Linked DNA regions of Homo sapiens: region 1 is linked to region 2. A link is an interaction called in ENCODE POLR2A ChIA-PET data of the cell type or tissue named here. Cell type or tissue: OCI-LY7. All regions are shown on one strand. Links, peaks and the distances in the headings refer to the core of each region. The heading gives the core; the rest is flanking DNA. Region 1 has its middle 11 kb from the start of DLEU1-AS1. Region 2 overlaps DLEU1 (deleted in lymphocytic leukemia 1).

Region 1 (12,112 bases), core at 2,043-10,042, 160 kb before region 2:
TAGGAATAAAACCAACTCTCGCCTTGTTATTGAACAACTTTGCATAAAACCTGAACTGGGAGAATAACCAAAGAAGTAGAGTGAAGGCAAACACTAATGTCTATAAGAAAACTATTATTTTTGTAGCGGGAAAGGCTGCAAAAAGACACCAAAAGTGTGTTTTCATTGCACTTCATCAAGTCATTTAATAAACCTGCCATTCCTAACACACTACTGGCTACTTTGGAATTGTTTTCGCAGTTACTCAGCAGGAAACTAACATTTGAACTTACCAGTCTTTTGAGTTGCAAATTCAATTTTAAACTTTTTATTTACAAAGCCTCAAGAATATCTATCACTCCAGGCAGAGGAACGATAATAACATCAAGTTTTATGAATTATTACTTTCCAATCAAGGGTGACAGACTTGCTTATAAGAACAGGGTGAGACTTTTCATAAGCAGTAGAGTTCCATCCAAGTTCTCCTGATTCTATTTTGCCAAAGAAAGGAAAAGGATATTACATTTTAAAATAAAATTCCTCCAAATAAAATCCTACCAATGCTTAATGTCTGTGAGTTCTTGTGGTGGCTTTATGTTGTAAATGCTAAGGTTTCATATTACTTATATAAGCTTTAGTCTCCAATAGAGCTGGCAAACAAAACCCAAGAATGCTGAAACAGCTGTAGTACTGTATCTGAGTCATTTGGACGAAAACAGGCAGCGGGGCACGACGCCGGAGCAGTGTTCTCTCAGCCCACTACAACTCTTAGCTTTTCATTTCAGCTTCCAGACAAAGAACTAGTGATGGCTGCGAATCTCATGAAAACTCAGTGAGGCATACAAGTTGGATATTAAGGCAGGAACTTGCTAATATTTTTAAAGGGTCACTTCAAAGGAAAATTCCACGTTCTCAGAATTAAATCCAATTCCTTAGAGGCTTTGATTCTATTCTTGCAAAGGGTGAATCTTACAGATATCCAAACAGCCAGTGCCAGTCAAGAAGAGATGTATTTTAAATAAGAAAGCCACACAAGGATGGCTACAAATCCTCTACATTAAACTGCATTAGTTTTCACTTCCATTAATTCAGAGTCAGTTACAGAACTGGCCTGAAGTTTGGTAATCAAATCAAGGATAAAAAGAATTATAATTTAAATAGTTTAAAACAGTTTATTAGTCTTTTAAAAATAGGAGGATTTCTTCAATTATAAATCACTGACATGTTAATTATAAATAATGCTTAAAGAGTGGCACTCTAATTATAAATAAGGCTCATCTGTAGGTCTTCCAAGACCCCCCCCCCGCAAGGCAGCTGTTCTTTGCATACATAGTTCAAGTTACTCAGTGTGTGAGAAGGTGGTAAACTCTAGCTTTAAACACAGTTTATTAAAATGTGTGTCTCACAAATTGAGTTTGCCTCATTTCCATAAGCCTAAAATAGTAAAATGTTTGCTGTAGTCCTTTAGTGCACATTTATTCTCAGAACACCAACTCATCGTGGAACCTTAGGTAAGTTACTTAACCTCTCTGAGCCTAAATGTATTCCTCCAGAGAAATGTTAGTTTCCATTCGATTAATGAGTTAATGTATATAATGCACTTAGTAGAATACATGGAACAAGGTAGGCCCTTAGAAAATGATAGCTATTATTGATAGTAGTTGTAATCATAAAAATGGAATATGATAGATTCAGCTGATGTTTTAAGCCACTAATTTAGAATTTCTCCGATTTTTTGAGCCATAAATCTATAATAATTAAAAACGATTTTGACAAGAGTTCAAGAGGAAATGGGTCCCTTGTTTGCCAAAGGGACTTGGTAAATAAGGGCTGGGTATCAGTGAGGAAAGACATGTGAGTGAGGAGATCCACAAAGACTCAGACTGACCACCGAGATAAAATCACATTTCACCATGTCCCTGGCTGCCTTCTCGTCTACACTCCAAGTCTCCAGAAAATGATGGTCAACGTGCTGATTTTAATATGACAGCTTTGAAAGGCTTGTGCCCCTTCACCTCAATTTTCTGGAAACCTCATTTTTCTTAACTCTCCAAGGCAGCTTTCCAGCCAAGGAATCTATGAGCTAGTTGGGTAGAGCTAGTTAGGTTCTTAATCCAAAAGAATGTCAGGTTTCAGTGTCAAAAAGGAAGGGAATCTGAAGCCATTCTCACATGCATCGCTGTCTTTCATACGGGAAAGAAGGCTTTGGTGGTGGGTGCTATGAGTGTGTGTCTCTACTCAAAGGATTAGTGAGGGTCTTTTCCCCTTAAGTAATTAGAGAACAGACCTTTTTTATTAAAACATATCTCCTAGAAAGATATGTTTGGATATCTTTATTGAGCTCCTTCTACATGCCAGTTATTGCTCTACATTCTACTGAGGAAAGAGGAGTGATAAGATGTGGTTTTTGTCCTCCACTTACAAATGCAGGTACCATGTGCAGGACCTGTTGCTATTTGCAGCTCCAAGTCTTAGACCTATGGTTCTGCCCCTAACCTTCACCTAGAAAGAGATATCACAACCCAACATAGATCTCTGTTTTATGTTTTTCCTTGCTTAGGAGGAGCTGTATGATACAAATTTCCTTTGCAATAAAGATATTCATCTGACAGGCAGAGGTTTTATTTCTTAAAAGTGAGTTCAAACAAGCCTCCAGAGATCGGTCAAAAAGAAAGTTTACTTCTTCTCAATTATGGTATATATTTTAAAAGGGATTTTTCAAAATATAATTTTCCTTTCCTAAAAGTTCTTCCTCAGCTCTGCCACTTATCTGCTGTGAGAGATCCTGGCCAATTTGCTTACCCTCTTGTGCCTCAGTTCCTGCATCTGTAACATGGGAAAACAATAGCCCCTGCCTATAGGGCTGTTGTGGAGGCATAAATGACAAAAGACAGAAGTCTCTTGGAACAGTGCTTGGCATGCAGTAAGCATCCAATAAAGGTCAGTCATCATTATGATTGTTAATTTTCTTTTTCTTTCTTTTTTTTTTTTTTAAGACAGAGTTTTCCTCTGTCGCCCAGGCTAGAGCGGAGTGGCACGATCTTGGTTCACTGCAACCTCCGCCTCACGGGTTCAAGCGATTCTCCTGCCTCAGCCTCTCAAGTAGCTGGGATTACAGGCGCCCACCACCACACCCAGCTAATTTTTGTAATTTTAGTGAAGACGGGGTTTCACCATCTTGGCCATGCTGGTCTCGAACTCCTGACCTTGTGATCCACCCACCTTGGCCTCCCAAAGTGCTGTGATTACAGGCATGAGCCACCGTACCTGGCCATCATTGTTATTTTTCAATTACATTAATATTGGTTGTAGTATTCTCCTGCTAGGTTGTTAGGCAGACACTGTGATAGAGGGTCACAGAAGAGTGAAGCGGTTCTATATGTATTATAGTATCTCCTTAGTAGGCCACAGTGCCATTAAACCCTTAACCATGCTATGTAGCTTAGAAAATAAAACCACTAAGTAAGAGTATAAAAACTTTATTTTAGCCCCAGTTCTTCTATGCATTTGCTATGTCATTTTGGATAAGCCAATTGCTAGGATCACCAGACAAAAATACAGAATGCTCAGCTAAATGTAAATTTCATATAAGTAATATATTTTTAGTACAGTATAAGTATGCCTTATGCAAATGATAAAAAGTTATTCATTATTTACATGAAATTCAAATTTTGCTAGAAGACTTGCATTGTAATTTGTTAAATCTGGCAGTCCTGAGCTTCAATCTCTTTATAGATAAAATAATGATACTGAATTAGGTCAGTGTTTTCCTAACCCTACAGAACATTTTCTAGGAGACATGTTTTAATAAAAAGAATTCATTCTCCAATTAATTAGGGAAATGCAACAAGTTGTTGCCCCCTTTTAGAAATTTAGAGTATAAAGTAGTATATTGAATGTTACAAAAACCCCAGCAGTAAATAAACCTGCTTGACTTTGTTTAAGCCACATTCACTCAAAGTATTTCTTCTGTCCCTTTGCATTTATAAACATCTCTAGAACACCTTTTGGGAAATGAAAGACTAGATGATACCTAAGGATGTTTCCAATTCTAAAAGTTTAGGATTCTAAGGATCCAAGATTGAATTATGCAGTCTTAAAGTACCCCCCAAGAAACAAAATGTAAGCATTAATAATCTACTTAGTACAAGGTGTCATCCATACAGACAAAATTTCTGAGTAGAATTCAATACCTGGTCTTGACTAGAGCAGGTGGTGCTACCAGAAACTGAGAATAATAATCTTTTCACTCCACCTATTCAGCACTCAACATAGTATCAAATACAGACAACTAAATAGTGTTGAGCATTTGTTTGACTGTAATGTCTATCAAAGTGACATTGCATTCAGTCAGCATTGTTTAGAGAAGGAGTAATGGCTCAGCTGACTCCACTTTTCATCAAGGTTGCCAGGTGAGTTAAACTAAATTCTGTTCTTATTAGTTCAATATAAGTTCAATAAACAGTGGCTCATTTAGGTGTGATTAAGAGGGAATTTCAGAATTCTTTAAAAAATTCATTAAAAAAATAGAACTTGAAGTGATGTCAGTGAAAATGATGAAGTAATGACTTCTGAAAATCCTCTCCCCCATAAAAGCAATGAGAAAACCAGCAAAAATTGTCAGAGTTAACTTTTTCAGAAGTCTGGAAAGGAACCAAAAGCTTGCAGCAATCCAGAGAGTGTTTATTCAGAAAAATGGCTGAATCTCAGTAAGTACAGAGAGTTTTGTGGCATTTTAACTTGTCCTATTCCAATCCACTCTACCTTCTCCAGCTCTACAGTAGATATAAAATAAACAACCCACAATCACAATGAAAAGCAAAAGCATTGTAGTCACTGGAAAGGGCAAAACAAGGTTGGAGCTTCTTTGAATCCCCATTCCCAGAAAATTAAAATTATTTGACCTTTCTGGAAGTTCCCTGGAAGACCCTACTTAAAAGGTTGTCCTTATAAGATCTGCTTCAAAAGTCATCTAATGCAAACAGCCTTTTCCTCTGGAGCATTTGTTGAAAACAATCTGTTGAATATTGCAGCTCCCTGAAGAAGTGAGACACAGTTGATACAAACAATAGACTAACCAAAAGGCTTCAAAGGAAAATCTGAGATGTTCATGGGGAACTTTGAAAAGCTGACATATTCCTGGGAATCTAAAAGGCTACATGCATATGTGGAGCCATGTGCAAGTTCAGGACTATGCGTATTGTCAGGAAAAACAGACAATGCCCTGTGCTCTCAGTTCTGGCTAAACTTGAAGCTTTGTATAAGCAGGAAGTAAAGGCTAAGACAGAATTGTCAAGTTCTTGACTTAGTGTCAAAGCCATGCTCCAAAATGTACACAGAACCTCTCAGCAAAAACTTTAGTACTTATTTCTTCCAGGCATGTAAAATACTTTCTCTCTGATCATTAGCTGACCACTGAGCAGAAATTTCAGTGGCTACTCATAACAATAACAACAACAAATACAGGCTTTGTATTTAGTTCAGAAACCACTACCACCAGCAAGAATTAGTTCAGAAAACCACTACCACCAGAAACCCTAGAAGAAGGAAAGTCTGATTTTCAGTGCCACATCAAATTATTTTAAATACCCAGGAAAAAAATAGGACATGCAAAGACAGATAATAGTCTATATACAGAAAAAATAGAGTAAGCAACAGAAATTATCCACAAGAAAATACAGCCGTTGGACTTACTAGACATAGACTTTAAGTCAGAAATTTAAAAAACGGTCAAAGAACCAAGGAAACTATATCTAAATAATTATGGTAAGTATGAGAATGATATTTCAGCAAATGGAGGATATCAATAAAGAGATAATTATAAAAATGAACTGAATAGAAATTCTGGAGTTGAAAAATAAATAATTGAAATAAAAATTTACTATAAGGGCTCAACAGCAGATTTCAGCAAGCAGACAAAAGAATCAGTAAATTTTAAGACAGGTCCATTGAGATTATCCACTCTAGGTAATAGAAATAAAGAGAATTAAAAAAAATAAGCAGAGACTCAGAGATAATCAAGCCTAAAAACATGCATAAATGTAGTCTCAGACGTCAAGGATAAAGAGAAAGGGGGAAAAAATTAAAAATAATGACTGAAAACTTTCCAAATTGGAAGGAAAATGTTATACTATATATCCAAGAAGCTCAACGAACTCCAAGTATGATAAAGTCAAAGAGATCTACAACTAGATACATCATAATAAAACTGTTGAAGGACAAAGAAAGAATCTTGAAACCTGAAAGAAAGAAACTACTCATCAGGTCAATGGATTCTCAATAAAAATAACAAATAATTTCTCATCAGAAACCATGGAAGCCAGAAGCAATGGAATTATATACTCTAAGTGTTAAAAAAAAAAAATGTCAACCAAGATGTCGACCTAGAATTTTATATCCAGCAAAAGTATTCTTCAAAATAGTGAAGTTAAGACATTCCTAATAAACAGCTGAGAGGATTTATCACTAGCAGGCTGCTCTACAAGAAATACTCAAGATAGGCCAGTCATAGTGGCTCATGTCTGTGATCGCAGCACTTTGGGAGGCCGAGGCGCGTGGATCACCCGAGGTCAGGAGTTCAAGACCAGCCTGACCAACATGGAGAAACCCCATCCTACTAAAAATACAAAAATTAGCCAGGCATGGTGGCACATGCCTGTAATTCTAGCTACTGAGGAAGCTGAGGCAGGAGAATCGCTTCAACCCTGGAGGCAGAGGTTGTAGTGAGCTGAGATCACACCATTGCACTCCAGCCTGGGTGACAAGAGTGAAACTCCATCTCAAAAAAAAATAAAATAAAATAAATACTAAAGATAGTCCTTCACACTAAAGTCAAAGAACACTAGACAGTGACTCAAATTCAAATAAAGAAAATAAAGAGCATTAGAAAAAGTAACTACATATACAAGACAGTATAAATGTATTTTTTTATTTGTAACTCTGATTTTTCTAACTTATTATTTCAAACCCTCTTAAAGCAATAATTATGAATTTGTGTTGTGAGTATATGTTATATAAATCTAATTTGTATTACAGTAACAGCACAAAATTTTGCTGCTGAAATTTTAAATATAGTAAAAAAACTAAGGAAAATGAAGTTAAGATATTTCTAATAAACAACTGAAAGGATATATCACTAGCAGACTGCTCTACAAGAAATACTAAAGATAATCCTTCAGACTAAAGTAAATTTAGTAAATAATAGCACAAAGGAGGCAGAAGGAAATAGAGCTATACAAATGCAAAATTTTTATATACTATTGAAATTAAGTTTATTTTAATCTGAACAAGATTGTTACAAATTAAGACAACTGAAAAAACTTGTGGACTGGCATGTCAGCAAGATAGCTGTCTAGACTTGCCTGGTATTCATCTTCCCCAGCAAAAAGGGACCAAAACAATGAATAAACAACTGTATTTTCACTAGCATGAATGAGGAAGTACACTGGAGAGCACCAGGAAAATTGCAAAATCCTTGTGGAACACAGAAACCCAGGATAGCACCATAGACAAGAGAGTGAAGAACCCTATTTCAGCCATACTGTTTTCCCTGTTGAGATCAGCTCAAAGCCAGGATGAACTTCTTATGGGGAGAGGGTAAGCTACAACTGCCCAGCAGTCCTCGTTACTGCTGCAGATGCCTGTGTTCTTTGCTACAGGAGAGGTAGATAGTCCTCACATGTCCTAAACCAGTTAGGAGAGTTGCCTAGAGTTCATGTAACTGCATTGCCTCAAAACAGGAGCCCATTTTGTGCACACACACACACCCCACTCCCCACACCAAAGCTGTATGACACAGTGCCATCTCGAAACTGGACCCACTACTAGAGTGAGTCCTGCCCTGGGATCCAGTAGCCACTATTTTTCTGTATCCCTGAAGTCATGCCATCATTCCAGTATGCTCGCTTGAGTGGCTGCATCACCACTATCCTAGCTGCTTGGAGCCTATTGCTGTGTGGAATGGCTAAGATTTTGGTGTTCAAACACATAGAGCACCCCACCCACAAGGGAATAGGTGGACTTGCACAATATGGAAGATGACACACAGCTGGACAGTCTGATATACCTACACACTTGGCCTGCCAGCCAGCCCAGCAACCCCTACCCCCACCCCACCTCGCCCAGCAAAACCATATCACTGCCATCACAAACCAACAGCCTAGGCCACTGAAACAATTGCAGACACTATAAATGAGGATTGCAGCTGAATAAAATGCAGAGACCATGCTACTGAGTCCATCTAAAACCAAAGCCAACACACCACACTTAAACAACATCCTATGACTCATGTGCAGGAAACAGTCTCTCCCTCTGAAAACTACTCCACCAAATTTGAAAAGATGACTGTTCCACTGGTATGCACAGATATCAACAAAGGAACACACACACACACACACACACACACACACACACACACACAGAAAAAGTAAGGAAACACGACACGTCTAAAGGAGCAAAATAATTCTCCAGTAACAGAATCCAAAGAAAAGAACAAAATTCCAGAAAGGGAATTTAAAATAATGATCTTAAGAAACTCAGTGAGATACAAGAGAATACAGCCAATATTCAATACAATTCAATGAAATTAGGAAAACAACAGAGATTGATATCATGAGAAGAACCAAACGAAAATCTTGACACTGATGAGTGCCTTGAATGAAATAAAAATACAATTGAGAGTTTCAACAACAGACTAAATCAAACAGAATAAAGAATTTCTGAACTTTAAGATAGTTCTTTTGAAATAACTCAGAGGTAAGACAAATAAGAATAAAAAGAATGAAGAAATCCTATGGGACCTACAGGACATCATTAAGCCAACAAATATTCATATTGTAACAATGCCAGAGGGAGAAGAGATGAAGATAGGCACAGAAAACCTATTTAATTAAATAATAGCTGAAAACTTCCCAAGTCTTAGGAGAGATATAAACACCCAGATTCAGGAAACTCAAAGGTCCCTAATTAGATTCAACCCCCAAAAAATTCTCTTTGAGGCACATTATAAACAAACTGCCAGACTCTAAATAAACCTATAACAAATACAGAAATTGAATTCATAATCAAAAAACTTCCCACAAAGAAAAGCCTATGACCAGATGTACTCACTGGCAAATTCTACCAAATGTTTCAAAAACAAGTAAGTGCAATCTTTTGCAAACTCTTTCAAAAATAGAAGAGGTGGGACTATTTCCCATCTTATTCTATAAGATCAGTGTTGCTCTGATATCAGACCCAGACAAAAATATCCCAAGTAAGGATACTTCCAGAACAATATCCCTTATAAATATAAATGCCAAAAAAAACCTCAAAAAATACTAGAACACTTAATTCAGTGTGCAACATTTTAAAAAGAATTGTACCAAATGATCAAATGGAATTTATCAATGGAATGCAAGGTTGGTTTGATATACCAAAATTTTTCTATGTCATATACCATGTTAATAAAGAAAGACTAAAATTACAGAATCATCTCAAAAGATGCAGAAAAATAATTTGTCTGAATCTATAATAAAAATGATTTCATGATGAAACACTCAATAAATGGGATGAAAGGGAACTTCCTCTACTTGGTAAACAACATCAGAGTAAAATGCACAGCTAATATCATGCTTAATGCCGAAATCCTGGAATCTTTCCCACTAAGACCAGGAAATGAATGTTCTTTCTAGCCTCTCCTATTCAACACTGTATTGGAGTCTCTAGCCAGAGCAATTAGTGAAGAAAAATAAATAAAGGCAGCCAAATTGAAAAGGAAGAAGTAAATCTATCTCTTTGCCAATGACATTATATAGAAAATTTTAAGGAATTCACGAAAGTCTAATAAGCCAGTTTAGCAAGGTTAAAGGATACAGGAGAAATACAGAATACTCAATTGTATTTTCATACACCAGCAATGAACAACCAGTAAATAAAATTAAAATAATTTCATTTATAACAGCTTTAAGAATAAAATAATTAGGAATAAATTTAACAAAATAATTCCAAGACTAGCATACTAAAAACTATAAAATGTTATTGAAAGAAACTAAAGAAGACTTAAATAACTGGAAATACATCTTGGGTTCACGGATTGGAACACTTAATATTGTTAAGATAACAAACTCCTTGAATTCGTCTAGAGTTTTTGCACTGTCTCCATCAAAATTCCAGCTGCCTTTTTTGTATAAATGTATAAGCTAATACTGAACCTCATGTGGAAATGCAAGGGGTCCAGAATAACAAAAATAATCTGAAAAAAAAAACCCAAAGTTAAAGAACTAACACTTACTGATTTTGATATCTACAGCACAAAGCTACAGCAATAAAGATTGTACAGTAGTGGCATAGGATAGTCATATTTATCAATGGAATAGGATTGAGAGTCTGAAAATAAACTCATACATTTATGGTCAACTGATTTTTGACAAGAATGTCCGAACAGTTCAAAGGAGGAAACAATAGTCTTTTAAACAAATGGTGCTGCAAAAATGGGAGATACACATATACACATATAAAAGAATGAAATTGGATTCCTATCTCTTACCCTATACAAAAACTAACACAGAATGTATCAAAGACCTAAATGTGAAAGCTAAAAGCATAAAACTCTTAGAAGAAATCACAGCTGTAAAATTTGTGACCTCAGATTTAGGCAATGGTTTGTTAGATACGACACCAAAAGACAAGCAAAAAAAGAAAAAAATAGATAAACTGGACTTTATCAAAATAAAAAACTTGTACTTCAAAAGATAATATAAAGAAGTGAAAAGCCAACCCACAGAATGGGAGAAAATATTTACAAATCATGTACTGTTAAAGGTCTAGGATCCAGAATATATTTAAAAACTATTACAACTCAACAATAAAAACATAAATTATCCAATTAAAACATAGGCACAGGATTTGAGTAGACATTTCTCTAAAGAAGATATACAAATATCTTGTATACACATGAAAAGATGCTTGATATTATTAGTCATTAGAGAATGCAAATCAAAACCATAATGAGATAACACTTCATATCTACTAGGATAGCTACAATAAAAGGCAACAATTAAGTATTAGTTTAAATAAGGAAAGACCAGAACTGTCATACAATGCTGGTGAAATATTAAAATGATAGTTACTTTGGAAAACAGTTGGGCAGTTTCTAAACATAAAGTTACAATCTAATTCAGCAATTTTATCCCTAAGTATCTACCCAGGAGAATTAAAAACATATAACAAAAACTTACAAGTAAATATTCCTAACAGCGTTAATTATTATAGCCTAAAAGTGAAAACAACCCAAAGATTTATTAATTGATGAACAGATAAACAAAATATAGTATATTAAAACCATGTAATATTATTCAATCATAAAAGAAATGAAGTTCTGGTATATGCCATGACGTGGATAAATCTTGAAAACATGTCTAAAGTAGGCAAATCCATTGTAGAGGCAGAAGTAAACTTCCTTTCTGCCCTTTCTGAAGGTTCACTGAAATAAAGTGACAATAGACAGATTAACATGAGAAAAAGTTTACACATTAATTAATATGCATAATCATGGGAGCCATACAAAACATGAGACTCAAAAAAGGGCCATATGGTTAAGGTTTAAATGTCCTCCTCATAGGGGAGAGAAAACTTGGGAGCTGTAACAAATTTTAGAAGGGTAGTAAGTGATTTTCAGAGGAAATGAATGCACCCAGGAGGCAAATATTATTTTGTAAATAATTATCTTAGGAAACTGAATGGGACTGGCAAGTTAAGGGAAGGAGAGGGGTGGAACTGCCTTGTGAACAAAGGTTGTCTTAGTATGTAGAAAAAGTCTCCTAGGTAATCTCTCCAACCTGCCCTCAAAAGAATAGATGAAAAGTCTAACTGCATGTAGTGATGACTTTTATAGTCTTTTCTTCTCTCAGGTGGGTAATCTTTCTGGATTATTTCATGAGATTCCTGGAGAGTGAGTCTTCAGACAATTGCATGTCTTTTGAGAAGTTTCCTTAGTTAGATAAGGAAATTCCAGACAGAGTCCCTCCTTGCTCTTGGAGTCAGGGGAGAAGAAACAAAAGAGGGTTAAAATGTTTTGGGTTCTGAGACAGCTTCTAAGGTACTCCATCTTCATTTAATTCAAAGTGTTCAGTATGCCAAAGCACCATTGTGTGGG
Region 2 (12,112 bases), core at 2,512-10,511:
TGCCTATATATCTTTCAATTCAATAATCGTTAATATTTTACCTCATTTACTTTCTCCATCTCTCTCATGAATGGCCTAAGGATAAGGATATTCTCCTACATAACCCTGATACCATTACCACACCTAAGAAAGTGAACCATTATTCCAGTTCATATTCAAATCTCCACAATTGTCCTAAGAATATCTTTGCTTGCTGTGTTTTGTTTTGTTTTGTTTTGTTTTTGTACCAGCATCTAATTCAGGTTCCGAAGTTGCTTGTGGTTAATTCTTGTTCCCTTTTACTCTAGGATGGTCTCACCCTATCTTTTGCTCCCCCCATACCATTGCCTCTCTTTGGAGAGAATGTGTCCCTATGCTATTGTGTAACTTTTTCTATATCCCCTATATATAGGAAAAAAAGAACTTTTTAAAAGTGGATTAAAAAAATGAAAAATGTTAACCCTAAGGCAGCATTAAAGAAAATAATTATTAAATGTAATTAAGCAAGTAGAATACAAAAATAAGAAAAAGAATTGAAAATATTGGACAATACAACTTATCTTAGAAATAATTTTTAGCAATAAAAATTTCAGAATGATAAATTTAAAAGGAACTAAAACTTTGGGTATAAAACTGGATAACATAAGAATGAAAATCTAATTTAATAAAAGGAAAAGGTCTAAGAACATGTATATTTATAAAAGGGGGATAATAATAGGCCTACATGTATTAACATAAGGTGAGTGTTTAGAGCAGTGCCTGGTACATTCTGATGGCTATGTAACTGTTTTCTATGATTGTCATCATCATCATCACCACCAGATAAAATGGATATTGAAAAGCAAAAGTTACAACAGGAAACCTAAAGTATTTATGAGGAAATAAAGAGAAGATAATATTATAATGAGCAAGAATAAAAATCCCCAGTCAGTAAAACACTTCCATTGAACCCCCACGCAATTCACAACATTGTCATTCAGGAGACGAAAAGGGGGCAAATACCCTGGAAAAGTCCACCAGCCTCCTGGTGACAGGTAAGGGTCTGGGAATTTGCACCTGTGTCCATACACTTCTGTGTACCTATCACAAATGACAGCAACTGTTTTAGAGCAAAGGACACATCACCACATGAACATCTCGGAAATGACAGAGGCTGGGTCACTTATGAGGGCCTCCCACACCAGCACAAATTCTGCACCACCCACCCACAGTTGCTGCCATGCCAGCCCAGGAAGAGTCCCAGCCACTAGAAGAGAAGGAAGACATGCATCTGCACTCCTGCACACCTAGAGGCTGCTTCCCGCAACTAAGTAAGCATTCTCTTGGAAAAAAAAAAAAATAGAATGTGGAGATCTAAGACATTCAACTTTTTGAGGCTTTCCCCAAGTTTGTCCATATAACAAAAGAAAATCTCCACATAGAGATTTTGAAATTGCTTCCAAATTCACAAGTGTGGCAGTTACTCCCTTCTCTCCTACACCTGATCATCCTTCTCCAACAACACAAACACACACACACACACACACAGCCCTCCCAACCTCTCGACACTCTCATAGCTCTTAGTCCCTAGAGTGTGGCCTTTGTCTCTCTTCTCCTCTACTGCTAACCTGTTAAGGGTCAATTATAGAGCACAAGCTTTGGGGACTAATCCATAAATTTGCAAAGCTGGCCACTTGTTTAAAAACAACAACAATCTTAGATAAATTTGTTTTGGCTTCAAGTTTCCCCAAATTCTTTGGTCCAGACATGATTGTTAACAGATCACAAAACTTTCTGGAGGAAGAAAGTGTTCTAGCTGGAATGATGACAGTCACACGGCTTCCCAAAAGTTCTGAGGAGAAGCACAACATGGAGAAGTACAGGTCAATTTTGCCAATTTGAAACGCTCTGCAGCCCTTTGCCTGCCATGGGCCTGGTCAGAGCTCTCAAATGGCCCCATCTCTCTTATCTCAGACAACAAATGCTCTGTGCTGCTTTCCTGAGTCTCCATTTTTCTACCTGGGATTAAAGAGTTCCAAGGGCCCCTTCAGCTCCAAAAAACTGGGTTGCAAATAGAACCCGAGCTCTAGTTCATTTACTAAACTGCACTGCACATCCAGACCACTTATCCTGAGCTTAAAGTTTCAACAGTCCGCGTAGGAATCCATTGACTAGAAATACTTAACAGAATGTCAGTTGAATAGAGACCTTATAAAGCACTTCTGTTCAATATAAGTAGTCTCTGATCTGCACTTTTATCATTGCTACTAAATGCTCCTGACCCTAGTAAATAATAAATGAAAAAGTTTTCTTACTCAGTTGAAAACTAAGAAACACTTGATTTGACGACTAAAAGGATTGGATTCTTTGAAAATGTTTCTAAAGGAAAAGGGACATCATTTGTCAGCCAATAATGAGAAAAGGTTACCAATAGTATTTAAATTGAGATTTACCTGTGTTAAATTAGGTTTAGCCTAAAGCTGGTTTCTTACATATTTTAAGTTCAGCCTAAAGGTTTCTCCATACATAGTGAACTGTAATCTAACTGGATGCGTACACAGACTGTCACCTATGCTTGTGCCAATCACCAAGTTTGGACCAATCAAAGGCAGCTAACTGTTCAGACTGTGTACAAATAAGGCAAACGTGGAGCTGTAACTAAGCCAGCTGTTTCTGTATCTCATTCTGTCTTCTGTATATCACTTTCCTTTTTCTGTCCATAAATCTTTTTCAACCACAAGCCAGCACAAGGTGACACCAAACCTATTCTGGCTCAGGACACTGCCTGATTCGTGAATCATTCTTTGCTCAATTAAACTCTACTAAATTTAATTTTTCTAAAGTTTTTCTTTTAACACCTGCAATATAATCATAAATGTAACTGTAAGGGGAAAATAAATTGTTCTTATTTTAAACAAAAACCAATTGCAGTTGCATTTTTTTTTAATTACCCATGTTTACCTTTCTGTTTGTTATTTGTTTGTCTATTCAACTTTCCTCCTGTAACTCAGATGTTTCTTCTGGAACCATTTCCCTTCTTCCTAAAATATGTCCTTTGGAACTTCCTTTAGTGAGAGACTTTGGATAATAAAACTCTCATTTTTTTGTGTGCTTGAAATTGTCTTTATTTTACCTTCATTTGTGAAGATAGTTTCACTGGGTATAGAAATTTATGGTTGATGATTACTTTTGTTCAGGATTGGCCTTCTAAAGGAGAGGTGGAGTCAGGAATAGATTCCTGTTTTGTTTTGTTTTGTTGAGGAAAATACCTCATGGGTATGGATAGGCTTTTGCAGACAAGGAATGGGAGGCCTCCTGGGCTCCTGGTTATACTAAGGCAAATCCAAGAGAGATGGATTGCTCTGCATAGCAAAGTGAGGGGAATTTTGCATTTCTAAGGCAGCCTAAAAAAGAAAGAATATGCATCCATGAATGAGGTAAAAGGATGATATTCAGAGGGTCTAGATAAAAAAGGAACTTCAAAAAATATAATGGAAAATGAAGAGGTTGTGAAAGGAAAATAAATCTTGGGACCCCGAAATCACTAAGCTGAAGGGAAAAGTCAAGCTGGGAACTGCTTAGGGCAAACCTGCCTCCCATTCTATTCAAGGTCACTCCTCTGCTCACTGAGATGAATGCATATCTGACTGGCTCATTTGGAGAGGCTAACTAGAAACTCAAAAGAAAGCAACGATTTGTCTCTTATCTACCTATGACCTGGAAACCCCCTCCCAACTTCAAGTTGCCCCGCCTCTGCCTCGAATTGTCCCACCTTTCTGAACTGAACCAATGTACATCTTAAACATAGTGATTGATGTCTCGTGACTTCCTAAAATGTATAAAACCAAGCTGTGCTCCTACCACCTTTGGTACATGTCATCAGGACCTCCTGAGGCTGTGTCACAGGTACGTGTCCTCAACCTTAGCAAAATAAACTTTCTAAATTAACTGAGACCTGTCTCAGGTTTTCAGGGTTCACAAGGTGGAGAGAAGACCTAGTCAGTGAGATTAAGAATGATCTATAAATTTCTAGAAAATTTTTGTTAATATAATTGTTTCGTGAAGAATTAACTTTACACACACACACAAAAGCTCTGGCTTTTGCCCTCAGGTACAAGAAGGTGATGCTAGGCCCCTGGAGTGTCCAGTCTAAGGGGAGTATCTTTGTTTGCCTGGGGACTTTGGCAATCAGAGAGTCTAATTACGTGATTTGTGATGGAGGCTTTAGGCCATGTTGTATCAGTTCACACTTGCAGAGGAACTGAGGATGAAAGATGCTAGCCAAAACTTCTGGGAAGGTCTGGAGACTGAAGATCAGCCATGCAGATAGTATGTGATTAGGACTCAATAAAAATTCTGGACACCAAAAGCTCAATGAGCTTCCCTGCCCAGCAATGCCCTGCATACTGCCACAAACAGTGGTCGGGAGGAGGTAATACTCTCTATGATGCCAGCGAGAGAGGATGAATGGGAGCTCCACATTTCGACCCCTCCTGGGCTTTGTCCAAGGCATCTCTTCCTTGGCTAATGTTAACTAGTATCCTGTTCCTGTAATGAATCATAAGTATGGCTTTCAGTGAATTCTGTGGCTCTTTCTGGTAAATTATCAAACTGGAGGGTTGTTTGGCAAACCCTCTGAACTTGTAGCTGGTATCAGAGTAAGGGTAGCCTCAGCCCTCTGAAAAGTCAGCTTCACACAATAATCTCATACCAGCAGTACTCTGGGGTAATAAAGGACAAGAGGCAACACCCTGCATAGGAGAAGGCAATGCCAAAACAAGAACGGCCTCCAGAGGTGAGAGCGACCATGGAAACCAAGTGACCGCAGAGGCACAGCGTAGGTCCCCAATCCTGCATCCCCACAAAATACACTTCTTGGAAATAGGGGCTCCGATCTTTTTGTTGTGCACTAGAGAACAACTTGCCTTTTTCACATGACCGCTGTGTCAAACAATTCATGCCTTTTTATTTAATTAAAGGACAATCCCCCAATCATCCTACACCACCCCCATAAGACCATAAGACTTAAAGGCTCCCAGGAGGCAGATTATTAGGTTGTAACAAAACCAGGCACATTAATAAATAAAAGTCTAAAATTCTTGCTTTGGCTGGGACTTAAACTCTTGAATAAAATGCATGCAAATATTTTTTAAATATATGCAGTGCATGGTGCCTAATAGATATTCAGTTGATGGCTTTGAATAAGGGAAAAATGAATGAATACATAAATGTATGAATAAATACAGTTTATTCTCAATGGCATGTACTTATTCTATTAGAGAAAACATGAATACTTAAATAGGTAATCCACAAAAGTCCAACCTACACATTTTAACTGGTAGCCTCATGCTTCTCCCAGAAGTTCTTACCAGAGAAGCAAACAGGCAGTAAAAATGACTGGCTCAAGTTTCATCTCTTCAGCCTGCCTGCGCTTGGTGCCTTGGAACTTTTAACTAACAGCAAAATTCCCCAAATGCCCTTGTGACACCAAGGGTAAAAGAAAGAGTCTTACTGCCAATAAATAGGATTCTCATGCCCTGTTCCGCTAAGCACATAAGATGAAAAGTTACACAATAAAAGCAGCACTGCAGTTTTTATTCCACTCTAAGCCATTATTTCCTCAAATAGCATTTGTGGTAACTATCTTTGATCGTTGACTAGGGCCACAGGTGGTTGGCCCTAGCTAGTGTATCAGGAGTGTAATCTGAGTTGTCTCTAAACACATCACAGCAATGACAGATTATACCAATCAGAAGCAACCGTGTAATACCAAGCTGTAAACTGCAGACATTCTTTGGGTTTACGCTCTTAATTTACTTGCCACGAATGGGCTCCTTGAACTTTGTAGGTCTTTCATTTTCCAAAGGAAGCACATCTTCCGGGGCTTGAGTTTAATTCGATGCTACTGCTGCCAAAGCCACATGGGATGCAAATGAAACTGGGTTCACCTTTCTCCCCCTGCACTGCTCACTAGGCAGTTCAATAGATCCATTGGCAAAAAAAAAAAAAAAAAAGAAAAGAAAAAACAGAAAATTGCAGTGGTATTCTGAGACAAAGCAGCCAGAGCCAGCACTGAAAATTATAGAACTAGTAATCTCATTGCAAAGCATTAAAAAGCTTAGAGAGAAGGCTAATGCTCTGAAATCAAAAGGGTGGGACAATCAACACTAAAATCCAGAAGGTTCTACAGGACAGGGGAAAAGCCCAAAAAGAAGCTATAGAAAACAAAGCTTGTCTACGAGAGGCTGCTGGATTGATATGTAAATTAGCCTAGACCTTTTGAAGAGTAATTTCCATAAGTATTCTAATCCTTAAAACCGTGCATATGCTGTGACCTGACAATTCCCCTTCTAGGACTTTATCCTGAGAGATAATTACAAATGTGTGCAAATATTTACCTTCAAGGTGATTTACCACAGAACTGATTACAGTAGCAAAAAATAAATAAACAGCCAAAATGTTCAACCATTGAGAATTCATTGAACTTTGGACATACAACAAAATATGACATAATAATTAAATATGTTGTGATAAAAAGAAAAAGATATTTACAATAATTAGGTTAAAAAAATAGAAAACAGTGTATGTGGTGTGCACCCATTCTTGCAATTCGAAAACAGAGAAAGAGCCCTTCACAGATATATACCAAAATTTAACAGTGACTGAGTGAGGGTAACTATAGGTATTTTTATTGTCTGCTTTGTACTTCATTGGGTTTTCAATTTGTCATGTACTATTTTTGCAGAGAAAAAAAGTTATTATAAAAAAATCCTTAAGAATAAACCAGAAGCATTCATTAGACTTTTTTAGCTACAAGGTACAAAGTCCTCAAGCTACTTCAAATTATGATAGAATGTATTACAAGAATGCATTGGGTAATGAGTAAGTTTAGAAGTGGAAGTCACTGGAAATAAAAACAGGAATGTCTTGGGGCAATCAGGAAGGTGCACAGCCCAACCTAGCAAAAGACAACTGGAAGGTCCTAGAGTTGATCTAGGAATAAGGTTACCTCTTTGCCCCTCTGGTGCAGGCAGTCCATCCACCTCTCCTCTGTAACTTGGATTTCCTGTCTCCCATCCACAGCTCCTGACACAGCCTATCAGCCACCCTGCCTCCCACTCTGCTTTTCTCTTTCATCTCTCAAGGCTTCCACCTATACCTGACTGATTTCCTCGGAAATCCTCAGGGACCCTGCTGCCTCCCAGTGGCCTCTATGTGTTGTCTGCTAATTGACTGGTCCTGTCCTTGATTGGCAGTTGTGGCCAGTCCATGATCTGGCCAGCCTGGAATCCAGTGCCCACTCCCATCACCAGCCATGATGAGGGGAAAAGTCCAACTATGGCTGCCTATGAGCAGTAGCTTGTTAACTGAGTAGTTTTCCTTGGTAGAAAACTGAGGGTGTCAAGACCTCACAACTGACCTGCCAGTAGGCCAGTACCAATATTTCAAACACTGTATGTCCGGAACACTGTTTCTACATTAATGAAATCTGCTTAATTTTGTTCAAAGTAAAGTTTCACAAAGTTATGTGGGCACAGAATCCTTTTACTTTTTCCAAAACACCTGCTGTACTAATACCAGGTACCAAGTTTAAGAATTGCTGCTACAGAGTAAACTGTCATCACAGAAAAAACAATTAACAATGATATTTGTTCCATTTTTCTATGCCTGTATTCTCTGCATAAGTCATTTGGTTAAGATCCTCCGTCTTCTTCAGAGGAATTAAAATATTTTACCATGAAAATATATGGCAAGCCTAGATTCATTCTTACTATAAAAATGAAGAGTTATTAAATATATTAGTAAAATAAGAGCAGCTTTCAGTTACTAAGGTCCTCTTGGGGATATAGAACTTCTAAATTAAAGAAATAAATAATCAGACTTAGAAACGAACTTGTAAACAGAATGTAGTTCATGAGTTTGTTGGCTTTTCTCCCCTGTGGATGGTTCATAACATAATTTAAAAGGGGAGAAGTTGAAGAGTTGAAGCCTTATTTAAAAAAAAAAAGAAAAGAAAAGAAAAGAAAAGAAAGAAAGAAAAGGCAGAGCCAAAAGCAAGGAAAGGGAGAAAGTAGAGATCTAGAACAATGTGAGACTGTGGCTAATAGGTCTGCAGTCGGAAAGGAATCAGAGAAATGGGGCCCAGGAAGTGGAGGTATGAGTAGCAGTTCATTTGGATACAATTCGGAGGTGGCTGGTAGCTGGCTGCTTTGTGTTTTGCATGTGTCTATATTGTTGCTGCTGCTGCCGCTGCTGTTGTTGTTGTTTTTCATGCCAGTTCACCGTGACTTTGGTCTGGATTCTGTGCTGATCCAACTCAAATCCCTCTGACTCAGCCAGGCTGCCAGCTCTAGAATTCCTGGTCATCAGAATCATTGTGGTTAGAATACTTGGGTCTTGCTGAGAAAAAAGGGCACAGAAATCTAAGACAAGTGAGATGCGTGCTGCTTGTTTTACTATTTTTGTTTTAGTTTTGGTTTTTATCTCTTTAATAAGAGGACTGCTATTCATACACAATCAGATGAAGCTTAAAGAGTCTGTCCAGTAACCAAACCAGATGAGAGATGACCACTCACATCATTTGTTATATGCAAGGATATTAAGGTCAAAGCCCTGTGTAGGAGAGGGAGAAAAGAGGGATGGAGGAAGGGAAGGGAAGGGGAGGGGAGGGGAGGGGAGGGGAGAGGAAAAAGAGAGAGAGAGAGAAAAGAAAAGAAAGAAAGAAAAGAAAAGAAAGGAAGGAAGGAAGGAAAGAAGGAAGGGGGAAAGGAGGGAGACAGCCAGGCAGACAGGAGTAGGGGTGGGGGGTTAAGGAAAAAAGGAGAGAAAAGGAAAGAAGAAATGGAAAAGAAATATACATCAACCCAAAATAATTCCAATGCTGATAATAATATTATAATTATAATATCTGAATACTTTTACCTATAAAAACAAAAACCTAGTAACAATAGCCACTGTTATTACATGCTTAGTATACACCAGCAGTGTGCACAATTTATCCATTATGGCATTTTATTCTCAGGACACCTCTTTGAGACAGACACTGGTACACCATCCCTCATTTGCAATTCAGAAATCTAAAATCTCTGAAAACTGAACATTTTTTCATAAGTCTAAAGCAAAATTACTTGGCAGCAAAACCTAACAAACTAACATGAGGCTACTTATAGTCTTTACTTAACTCATTTGGTGCACATTTCACTACAGAAAAATTAATGTGTTTCATTAAGGGATATTGCCCTCCAATGCCTCTGAGTGTTCTATATAATAAATGACAATATGTACTTTATTATCTTTCTGTAATACTAAAAGTTCTGAATTCTGAAACTCATCTGGTTTCAAGAGTTTAGGATAAGGGATTGTTTCTGCCTATTTTACAGATAAGGAAACTGAGACCAGTTCTGTTTGTCTTCATTGATGTATTTACCTTGGAATTTTGGTTTGTATCTTTGGGACTTCGCCTTTTTGGTGATGGCTTAAAATTTTTTTCTCCACACTATCTCCTTTCACTTATGCACTGATGATATTTTAGCAAGTTCTCTGAGAGAAAAGTTTTTTAAAATCTCTTTTTTCCCCCAACATGGAAAATGCTGACATCCTCAAAAATTTTCCTTGAACCCAAGTGAACTCGTTTTTAATTCCCCCACCCTTCATTTTCAGATTACTCAGTGTATTTAATGCTGCCCTTCCTCAATTCCACCCAAAGCTCACATGGCGACACGAAGGGCATTGGTGAGGAAACCAGCGAGGAGTCTGCATGAGCCTGAGATGTTGCTAAGCTCTCTGATATCTGCGGTGAGAGTGTCTACGCGAAGATTACCCATGCTGGGCTCCAGCGTTTCAACCCTAACCCCACAATGAGCGCCTGGTCACTCTGTGGTCTAAACTCTGAGAGAAGAGAGCATTCCATACTATACTACATTTCGTACACAATTATTTGATACATGGAAGAAACCATAAATATTATTTATCTTACCATGGGCCTCAGAATGTCCAAACACCACAGCTAATTAGGGTTCAATAATAGATTCAATAAGCTGAAGCCTGTTTTTCTGGTTTATCAAAACAAGTAAAGCAATGGCCATTACATTCTAATTTGTAAGCATTTTGTTTGATGGCTTTGAGTAGAAAGTACTTAGCTTTGCCTGTCCTATAGGAGGTCCAGCCACCATCTAAAGTCAGCACTAAACTATATCTGTTGCCATTTACGATACTTTTTTCCATTTGTGGAAACAAGTTATTTGTTATAACCAAACATATATTCAAATACAGACGGAGCTTTTGCTAAAAGATTAGAAAGTCAATATTTCCTAATTGGCAAGGAGAAGGATTTGGTCAAAGCCAATGAGAATTTCTTCTATGATCAGTCTTTCCCCAGGAGCTGGCTCCTGTGAAGATTATAACTCACCTGCTGCAGATGCGAGTAAAGTTGACACTGTGAAGCAAAGCATACTAGTATATTTCACCATCTCAGGGTACCCCAGTTGAAAAGTTTTAATCAAGACTCCCTAAACCATGATTTCTCAACTTCAGCACTATTGACTTTGAGGGTAGATAATTCTTTGTTGTAGGGGCTGTCCTATGCATTGTCAATGTTTAGCAGCATTCCTGGCTGACACCCACTAGATGCTGGTAACATCCTCCTCACCAGTCATGACAACAAAAAATGCATCCAGACATTGCCAATGTCCCCTGGGGAAGAAAAATCACCCCCAGTGATGCTCCTCCACTCCTTGTGCATGATATACATTAATATTTCCATGGAGGTGACTTGCCAAGGTTCATAACCTTGTCCTTAAGCAAGAATTTGCATGTGTGTGTACCTTTATTTTTTTAATGAATTGAACATTTATTTAAAATCATATTGTGCTATTTATAGTATTCTTGTCTTGCATGTTTTACTTAATCACATATCCTCCAGAACTGTGAGAATTTTGTTTCTGCTATTAAGCTACCTAGTCTATGGTATTTTGTTATAGAAGTTCATATTAACTAAATACTAACTAAATCAATCTCTCTCTTTCTTCATAAATTTATTTTTAAACTATCTTTAAAAGAATATACTGTGAGCATGATTTCCATTCTTAACATATTAAACATTCATTTTTCACTTTATAATGATAGCAAAACAAAATTATCTGATGTCATGTTTTTTAAAACTATATAATAAAATTTTTATTATTTAAAAAATTTATATATACATATATAAGTAATATGTAAAATGATATAGCCACTCTGAAAAACAGTTTGGCAATTTATTACAAAACTAAGCACGCAATTACCATTTGACCCAGAAGTGATTGTACTATACCTGGTCACTTATCCCAGAGAGATAAACGTATGCTCCCACAAAAATCTGTACATGAAAGTTCACAGCAGCTTCACTGGTGATAGCCAAAAAATGAAAACAACCTAGATATCCTTCAGTGAGTGAATGTTTAGAAAGAAAAGAAAGTGGTATATTTACTTATTTTCATAGTATAAAAGATTGTATTATGAAAGTTAATATTAAAATATATAAATCCTTGATGCATTTGGTGCACAGTGAAGGGTGTAATTGTGTGTGTGTTTGTGTGTCTGTGTGTGTGTGTTTGCAAATGGCCACCCAATTATCTCACTCTTTATAGAATAAACTACTCCAACTGGCCTTCCACTCCACCACCCACTTTATCCCTTTACCCTTCATCTTTATCCTCTTCAAATAGCTCTTGTGGAAGTTGAAATGCATTCGGTCGTGTATCTTCCTCTCTTCTTTTCAAAGAGGTCTGTACCAATATTATCACTTGCCTAAAGAGTTTTTTTATTAACACTCAAATTAAAACTGCAGAAGGGAAGCCCTACAACTCTTAGAGCCTCCTGAACGCTACACAAAGCTTGCCTAGGTGGAGAGCTGAACAGCAGGGTGCCCAAGTCCAACTTTGACAAGAAGGGAAGCTTGGGCTTTGCTAGGACAGCAGGTCAGGAACCTTCCCGGGACATAACTCCTAAAGTGGGGCTTCCCAGGAATAGTGCTGGGGGCTTTAAAGAGACTTTCTCCCAAACCCAATCCAGAGGCTGAGGTTGATCTGCCCACCCCTGTGCTCTGCATACTGCAGATCCTAGAGCAATTTCTGCTAACAAAGCTAGTCCTGTGAGGAATCCAGCTGTGTCTTGC

What was found. Peaks named below come from ENCODE experiments on the same cell type or tissue, not always from the same donor. Only the 100,000 strongest peaks of a DNase experiment are listed, where the experiment ranks them.
Region 1: POLR2A ChIA-PET joins it to region 2 with 5 read pairs; 4 of 35 experiments call an interaction of 5 or more read pairs at or near these places.

Annotation. Positions count from the first base shown.
Region 1 is chr13:50,532,521-50,544,632 of GRCh38, reverse strand. No RefSeq gene overlaps it. Among named protein-coding and RNA genes, the nearest start is that of DLEU1-AS1, 11 kb to the right of the region's middle. In OCI-LY7, for the core only: no CTCF peak of the experiment used is centred there; a DNase peak (open chromatin) is centred at 9,332.
Region 2 is chr13:50,372,162-50,384,273 of GRCh38, reverse strand. The region is part of intron 2 of DLEU1 (deleted in lymphocytic leukemia 1); the gene reads right to left. Among named protein-coding and RNA genes, the nearest start is that of DLEU1-AS1, 150 kb to the left of the region's middle. RefSeq lists an enhancer at 5,273-5,869. In OCI-LY7, for the core only: a CTCF peak has its summit at 7,165 (motif pointing left); DNase peaks (open chromatin) are centred at 5,613 and 8,123; H3K4me3 peaks cover 2,081 bases; H3K27ac peaks cover 1,705 bases.